Linked DNA regions of Mus musculus: region 1 is linked to region 2. Evidence: chromatin contacts called from ENCODE Hi-C data. All regions are on one chromosome and are shown on one strand. Each heading gives the region's core, a stretch centred on a gene start or an enhancer-like site at or near the end of the contact. The rest is flanking DNA. Distances are from core to core; before and after follow the strand shown.

Region 1 (4,371 bases), core at 1,410-3,909, 1.2 Mb before region 2:
CCACCTCACTGCTGCTCTCTGCAGGACTGCCTCACTCCAGCTTTCCGTAGCTCCCTACAGGAAATTCAGGCAGTCAGATCAAGAATCTGGATTGGGAAAAATGCATTTTAATTTTTATTAATCCCTAACTAAATTTTAGCATTTCTTTCTACTGGAAGTGTAACTATAGTATACAGTCCCAAAGAGTACATTATGGATACTGTGCAATACTGGGTATGGCCGTGTTACTTGGAATTCAGATTGGTACTTGGCTTCCTACCTCTTGATATTTTCTGTCTGAAGATGCTCAGAGCACACTGGATCAAGCCTGTTCTTTTTTTGTGCTCTGATGACTATCTGGGGACCTGTTGTAACCATTTGTATTATATGCGTTTCAGGAGGCCTACTAATTTCACTAGACTTCAAAGAAGCAGATAGAGGAAAAGGCTCTGGTTTCCTACAGAGATGTAATTACAAAAATCACAGGTTCTTAAAGAGCTTTAAAAGACCTTGGGCATTATTAAGTGTAATACATCTAATCGAGGCTGAAATGCCCAAATGGAAGTTTAAAGCAGCCCAGCCTTATAGCTTTCAGCTGGGCAGCTCCCAGCTATCTGCTTAAACAGAAGGTCTTTCAGATGCTCAAGACAGCATGTCAGTTCCAAGGTCCCATGTGACGGTCCCTTCTTTTGGTATTTTTTAGCTTAGCATATCAGAGGATGAGCTGGGAGGCTCTGAAGAAATCCATCAATGGTCTCATCAACAAGGTCAACATCTCTAATATAAGCATTATTATCCAAGAGCTCCTTCAAGAGAACATTGTCAGAGGGAGGTAAGTAGCCAGAACCTTGTATATTTCATAGTAACTCATTGAAAGAAGCATAATGTCTCTGAACAGTAAGCATTGATTTGTTATGCTACTTCATTTTAAAGGTTTTTGTGAATGTTTATTTGAAATACAGTTCTTTTTAAATGTAGGCTGTTAAATAACTTAAACCATGTTGTTCAAGAGTAATAAACCAGTGCTTTTGGAGATTTGCTATCATGCCATAGTTTTGCGTGGATATTTATTGAATGTCTCCAATAATTTAAATCCATGAGGCATAACAATTATTAAAATATGCTATTTCAAACCACTTTATTTTTTTTTAATTGGCATAAAATCTTTATAAATTTTTTAGTAACAGTGTGCTACTTTAATATGTATATTCTGTGTTGTCATGTGTCAGGATTTCTTTAATTTTTTTTAATGCTGAGTGGCATTCCATTGTGTAAATGACATTCCCTGTCTGTCATTGACATGGCACTCACTCCCTTTGGCTCTTGTGGGTAATGGTGTGGGGGTGTGCGGTGTAGCTCAGAGGCTTAGTCTTCCCTGCTGGCTGCACTGCTGCGCATTCCTGTTCACAGTCCCTGTGTGCTTCCTGTTCTCTGCCTCCTTGGAAACGCTCACCTTTGGTTATTTTTATGGCAGCCATTATTTAGGTATGAGACGATACATCGTGTGCCTTGACTCTGTATTCGTCTGATAGGTGATGCTTCATGTCAGCATGTCTGTATCGTCTTGAAATGTCTAGTTAGATGTTTTGTCAGGCTTTGAAACTAATGTTTTATTACTTTGGCAGATATTTTGGATATTAGCTCCTTAAGAGATAAACGGCTTGCAGATCCTTTCTCCCATCTGTATTTGTCTCTTGGCTTCTTGCATGGTTTCTAGCACTGTCCAGAGCCTTTTAGATCAGTGCAGTGCCATTTGTCAAGTTTTCTTGGGTTATTTAGTTCTGTTTAGAAATGTGTCAATCCAGGCAGATATTGTCAAGCTTCCCTCCTGGAAGTTGTACAGATTCTGTTTGTTAATCAGTTTAGATTGCTTTGTGTGTGTTGCGTAAGATTAAAGTATGTTTTTATTTCTCTGCATGTTGGCATCTGGCTTTCCTATCACTTTGGAACACATTGCCTTTATGTCAAAATACAATTAAATAAAAATGTATGAATTTATCTCTAGGTGTTTTGTTCTGTTCTCTGTTGGTTTCTATTAAGCTTTATGGCAGTACCATGCTGTTTTTATTACTATGTCTTTGTGTAGTAGTAAGTTTTAAATCAAGTAAAAGGTGTCTCTTGCTTTTTCTTTCTTTCCTGAAGATTTTTTTTTTTTTTTTTTGGCTATTTGTATTTTTTATACTCTTAATTTTAAGAGCTTTTTTTCTTCTGGAAAATGCCACTAGAACTTGGATGGGTGGGTACTCCATTGAACTTGGGTAGTTTAATGAACAGCATAGCTTGTTCCTGACCCTGCAGGCAGAGTTCCCAGCATCGCTGCCGAGATGGTGTCACCTTTCGGTTTGTTATTTTGTCCTTTATTCCAGTTCACGTTCTAATTAGAGCAGAGTGAGAAGGGGGTGGCTGGGGAAGATGAGCAAGAAATGTGAAGAAAAATGAAGGGAATCATCATGTTTTATTTGAATTCCAGCAGCTGGTGGTGTTTTTGTTTTTTTTTTGTTTTGTTTTGTTTTAAAGATTAAAGAAATGGAAATAAATATCACATATCTCTTAGTTTTCAATCTGAGTGCTGTCATGTGTGATTTCACATTACCTTGATTATACTCATTGAAAACTAGGACTAAGCTCAGGGAACCGTGTTTTGGGGAACAGAAGGTTGGCCTGGAGCCTGCCACTGTCCTTGGAGATAGCAGAGCTCTGTTCCCTTCACCTGGAAAACAGGCCAGGCAGGCATAGACAAGTGGCCTGCCTGGCTTCCGTCTTAATCCAGGTTCACTTTCTTCTTGCAGCTCAGGAATTCTCACTCTCTTTCTTACACATAAAGAGTGAGCGACTCTACCACTGTGTTGTCTGTCACTTCATCTTAGGTCACCCGTGTCCTTACCTTTGTGCCGCTAAACCTACACCAACAGAAGGAAACAGCTCAGAGCTGTGTCCCAGCACAGTTATTGTATGTTAAGTGATGGACTCATGTCAGAAACTTTATGCTGTGTACATTTTATACTCGTCAAGCAACTTGTTTTTAATGCCACTATTTTTTGGTTTTAGTTTATTTAAAATATTTTTCATACAGTATATTTCAATCATGTTTTTCTCTGCCCTGATCCTTTAAATCTGATTAGATGAAATGTGAATAGAAAAACAGTAACTTTATTTAGAGAGAAATTTTTGAAAAAAATTACCTCATTTTATTTTACAATTTTATTTTCATAAAAGCATTTTTTAAAATTGATTACCAAGATGTACTCTTTTCCTAGGAAATGAAGTAAAGATTTAATTCCGAATGGGCTTTTACTATTCATGATTAGAAAATAGTTTTTCTTGATTTGACATATTTTTTTAAATTGCTTGTTTGACTATTGACTTTTGCTGTATTTTGAATAGAGGATTGCTGTCCAGATCTGTTCTGCAAGCCCAGAGTGCGTCTCCAATCTTCACTCACGTTTATGCAGCTTTGGTGGCAATAATCAACTCAAAATTCCCACAGATTGGAGAATTGATCCTCAAGAGACTAATTCTTAATTTTCGGAAAGGCTATCGAAGGAACGATAAGGTGTGTATGAGTGGCTTATAAGTAGATTGTCGCATGAGGTTGTTCCAGTAAGCCAGCCTCTATAAAAGTGAGCGTGCTGACTTCACGTGTAAACTGCTCAGTCTGCTAAATATCCTCTGGCCACTTCGATGATGGCTGCCTGTGTACTTCTTCTACTTTAGCTTTCATAGCTACTTCATGTCACTATTCCTGCATGAAAATGATTCCCTGTGTTCCCTTGTAAAGAGCATATTATTGATACAGGAAGACTGATGACAGTTGATGGGTTAACTGTCTTTACTTTGATTTTTCAGCAACTTTGCCTGACTGCTTCAAAATTTGTGGCACATCTTATTAACCAAAATGTGGTAAGTAATTATCCTTAAAGCCTGATCAAGCTTAGTGGGATAAGGCCATGGCCTTGACCCCATTTCCTTTTGTCACTGTTTGATCATCTTGGGTGCGATTTGAAATGTGTTTTAAATGCACCTGATATTCTTGTATAGAGAAAATCTATATGTTATAAGGTATTTTGTTAGACTGATATGGCTCAATACTGTGTGTGCTCACTGAGCCACTTAGGAGCACTGGCTGCTCTTTCAGAGGACCTGAGTAAAATTCCCAGCGCCTACATAGCAGCTCACAACTGTAACTCCAATTCCAAGGGATCTAACACCATTATACAGAGATATACACACAGGCAAAATACCAGTGCACATGAAATAAAAAATAAATCATTAAACAGTGATAACGAGTACATCAGTAGTCATGCATATCTTTTAGTTTTTTGTTTATTCACTTGTTCAGTGTTTTTGTTGGTTATTAAATGCTGTATTGACTTCTCTGTGGGTATGTGTCCT
Region 2 (4,076 bases), core at 1,512-4,011:
AAGCTTGAGAAGACATGGTCCTTGCAATCAAACAAGGTACATCCTGACACGCAGTGAAAGATCTTGCTCCTTAGACACAAACACAAATCTTAACAGAAATCACCAGGCTTTGCTGAAATGACAGTCTGCTGGCTCTAAAACAAGGGGCAAAGGTCCAGGGATATGCGCTGTCATAAACAACCACACAAAATGACTCTCTAGCTATTTTAAGGCAGGTAAATAACGTAGCGTAGCTAATTTCTCTGTATATTTAGACCTTTACTTTCCTCTTGGATTCCACCTACAACTAAGGATTTTTTCTCCAATACTTTGAAATGGAAATGTAGTGGGAATAAAAACATATTCACTAACCGTCTCTAAGAGAAAGTGCCTACCAACAAGAGTCAGCATCGAGGGTCAGCATCCCGTAACAGAATAAGCAGGGTGACAAAGCTCCTGGGAGAAGCTGTGAGCAGCAGGGGACTGTGGGGTTCACTTCCCTCTGAGGAACTCACCGAAGAGCCAAGTACACTGTTCCAATGACACCAAGGGACAGAAGCTTCAGCCCCAGGAACTACCAGAACCTGCTGCTGGTGCCAGTTTGGCTAGCATGGACAAAGAAAGAAACAGAGCTGTGGAACTCACTCTCTGGGTCTTCAGGGGGAACATCATTACAAGAGTCTGTGTCCGAGTAGGTTCTGCGGCGTCGCTGAGGAAGTCGGTGGAGGGCAGATGCTGGTTCTTTGATGGAGCAGCTGCTCCTGCACATCAAATGAAAAGTGTTAAGCTGTGGGGCATTAAACTGTGAGAAGAACCTTTCCTGACTGGGATGTTAAATGGCTTCTCTTTAGGGCCAAGTGTGGTAGTGCGTGCCTTTAATCCCAGCGCTCCAGAGGCAGAAGCAGGAGGATGTCTGGGAGTTGGAGGCCAGCCTGGTCTACAGAGCAAGTTTCAGGATAGCCAGAGCTACATGGGAAGATCCGGCCTCGAAAAAAAATAAAAAAAAAAAAAAAAAAGGCTTTAAACAAATGAGGCACTCTTCTGATGTTTAGTCGTTACGTTAGCAACCGGCTATCGTTCAGAAGTGAAGCGTGGAGACCTGGAATTCAGGCAGAAACTCTCAGGTCATGTTCTAAATGGGAAAGGAGGACAAAGACGTGCTTCTAGGAAGAGTGTCCACTGAAGCAGCAGACAGAGGTGGTTTGCAAATATCTGAGCTTTAAGTTAGAGATTTCACAAGTGCATATATCTAACGCCAACCTTTAACTGACAAAAAAAGGCAGGCTGAAGGGGATGCCAACAAGATGAGAGATGTTCAGATGTAAATTCACTGACAGCAGAAACAGAACATAAAGATGGTGACATGGAAGCTAGGAAAAACATTTTTCAGGGCTAAGTGTGCAGCTTAGTTGGTAGGGTATTTAACTAGGATGCAGGAAGCCCTGAGATTGAACCCAGCCCTGCATAAACCAGGTATGGAGGCTTGTACCTTGGTCCCAGCACTGAGTGGGGAAGAGCAGAATTAGGATCAGGCATGCTGGACTGTGTAGACAGTTTGAGGCCAGCCTGTGCTACATAAGGCCCTGCCATCAAAACAAAACAAACCTGTTTTTTAAAATCAGTCTTGGAGCTAGAGAGATGGTTCAGTGGTTATGCAGTGGCTCAAAAAAAATTTTTTTTCTTCCAGTGTAAACATGCAAACACAGAAAGCAAAATCACCTAATGGGCTTGAGAGATGGCTCAGCAGTTAAAAGCACTGACTGATCTTCCAGAAGTCCTGAGTTCAATTCCCAGCATGGTGGCTCACAACCATCTGTAATGGAATCTGTGTCTGAAGACAGCTATGGTGTACTCATATAAATAAACAAAAACAACAAAAAACCCACCTAGCTGCCTAACTGCATCTCAGCTTCTGTTTTCAGATGGCTCAATATTACTGTACAACCTTGCCAGATCCAAGAAAAAACAGTATCTTTGTAGTCTTTTTACAACTAACTTTCTAAGGAAAAAAAGATGAAATACAGCTTAGAAACATTATACAGCTTAGAAACGTCTATCACCAAAACAAATGTTTGCCACCAAATCACTTAGTTTCCACTGTTTTGTAAGGTTCAGCTGTTAAAACGCTTTATACCATGACAGAGCTGGATACATGGATACAGGTTACTGGCTTCCCCTGAGCAGATCAATTCGATAAGGATTATATAATTACCAGAGGAAAAGACAAAACAACTCAGGACTGAATTCGTCAGCATGGAAAAATAAACGCTGAAGAAACTTGATTTCATCACTTTCCAGACAACAGAGAGGGTAGGCCCAGCCACTGGGAGGAGGACACCAGGGGAAGAGGGGGACGCCGGGGGAGGAAGGGGATGCCAGGGAAGGAAACACAGTGTCCCAACAGCTGGGACACTGCCAGGATCCACCCGGAAGGCTTTCACTGTGCTGATATGAATATGACTTCCTCTCTTTCAGTGAGTGCTTTCTCAGTAACAGCCTAGCAGGAAAATAGGGTTCTATAAAACATGGAGATAAATATCCTCAGTTGTAGACATTCAACACACCAAATTTCTCTCTAGACACACACACACGTGTATATGTAATATATATATATATATATATATTACAAAATGTATTGCCTAGTGGCGAGCACATTTACCTGCTGGCCTTTTCACTGCCCCATACTTCTTGATATTACTTCAAACCTGAGAAGCTACAACAGCCAACAGGGCTGGCGTCCCTCCAGGTTATTTCATACATGTAGTTTTCCTTTCCATTCTCTTTTATGAAGCCAGCCCCTGACACAAGAACTACCAGTCCGACTCCACAGAGCTGACATCCACAACAGCAGGCACAGGCCTGAACTTCTCCAGGGAGGTGTTACGCAGACAGAACTCAGCCAGAAGACATGGTTAGCTTACCTCTCGGAACTGCAGGAACCAGGGTGGCTGGCTGAACGCTTCATCTAGAAATGTGAAAGAGAAAAGGCCTGAGCTCAATCTGTAGTCAGAGAGAATGATGCACCTCTAAATTACAATAATTAAGATAAACTTATTTACTTATCTTCTATAGGCTCAAGTACCAAACCCCACACAATGTCAAACTTTCTCCCTAGTAATGATTAACTGGAAATTCCCCAACACATACCAAAAAATACTAAAATTCTACTGCTGCGTAGATTATGTAATATATGAAAGTATAAATAGTATATACAAAACTAACCTAAGAGTCATCTTTATAATAAAAAGGAGTATCTAGCAAACCCGAAACTACTTTTTAAAAATAATTTATCAGGCTGGTGAGATGGCTCAGTGGGTAAGAGCACCTGACTGCTCTTCCGGAGGTTAGGAGTTCAAATCCCAGCAACCACATGGTGGCTCACAACCATCCGTAACGAGATCTGACTCCCTCTTCTGGAGTGTCTGAGGACAGCTACAGTGTACTTACATATAATAAATAAATTAATTAATTAATTAAAAAAAATAATGTATCTACTTTTATTTTGTATGTAGTTTTGCCTGCATGTCTGTCTGTATGAGGGTGTCAGAGGCCCTAGAACAGGAGTTACAGACAATTATGAGCTGCCCTGGGAATCGAACCTGGGTCCTCTAGGAAGAGAAGGCAGTGCTCTTAACCGCTGAGCCATCTTTTCAGACCCAAAAAATACTAAAAATACTCTTTTTTTTTTTTTTTCAAACTCAGAAATCCACCTGCCTCTGCCTCCCAAGTGCTAGGATTAAAGGCATGCGCCACCACTGCCTGACCAGAAAATACTCTTAATAACTGTCCTTTTCTCCTTTTCCTAAGGGTCATGAGTAGAGGTGGCAGTGAAGTTTCCCTCTGCCACTCACTATCAGGGAGCTCCTGTGCACCTGTGTGTCACTGCGGCCTTCATGGAGGGCAGCGTTGGCAAGTGACGTCTGGAAAGAACTCAGGAACCTAAGCCTCAGATAGGGTCCTAAAGCATGTATCCAAACAAGGATGAAGCTTAGTGAGCAACTGCCCACATATACGTAGGCCCGACGTCCAAGCCTTAAAACCATAAATGTAAAATGACATGTTTAAAAAAAAAAGTCTTAGCAGAACATGCCACAACT

The links. Hi-C counts contacts between places; a loop is a spot of excess contacts on that map.
Region 1: a loop to region 2 is called in a map of T-helper 17 cell, with 6 times the contacts of the local background. The contact joins two enhancer-like sites. A Hi-C loop is called at or near these places in 3 of 37 maps with a recorded cell type or tissue (T-helper 1 cell, T-helper 17 cell and regulatory T cell).

The regions. Positions count from the first base shown.
Region 1 is chr2:77,923,648-77,928,018 of GRCm38, reverse strand. Cwc22 (CWC22 spliceosome-associated protein) reads left to right here. Exons shown (of 20, transcript NM_001362658.1): 6 at 683-811; 7 at 3,364-3,532; 8 at 3,826-3,879. Among named protein-coding and RNA genes, the nearest start is that of Cwc22, 21 kb to the left of the region's middle. Within about 2 kb of position 2,659, at least 1 of the 3 ENCODE cell types and tissues checked has a DNase peak (open chromatin) inside an H3K27ac peak, as active enhancers do.
Region 2 is chr2:76,689,313-76,693,388 of GRCm38, reverse strand. It overlaps Plekha3 (pleckstrin homology domain-containing, family A (phosphoinositide binding specific) member 3), which reads right to left. Exons shown (of 8, transcript NM_031256.3): 6 at 2,901-2,944; 7 at 625-740. Among named protein-coding and RNA genes, the nearest start is that of Gm39860, 16 kb to the right of the region's middle. Within about 2 kb of position 2,761, at least 1 of the 3 ENCODE cell types and tissues checked has a DNase peak (open chromatin) inside an H3K27ac peak, as active enhancers do.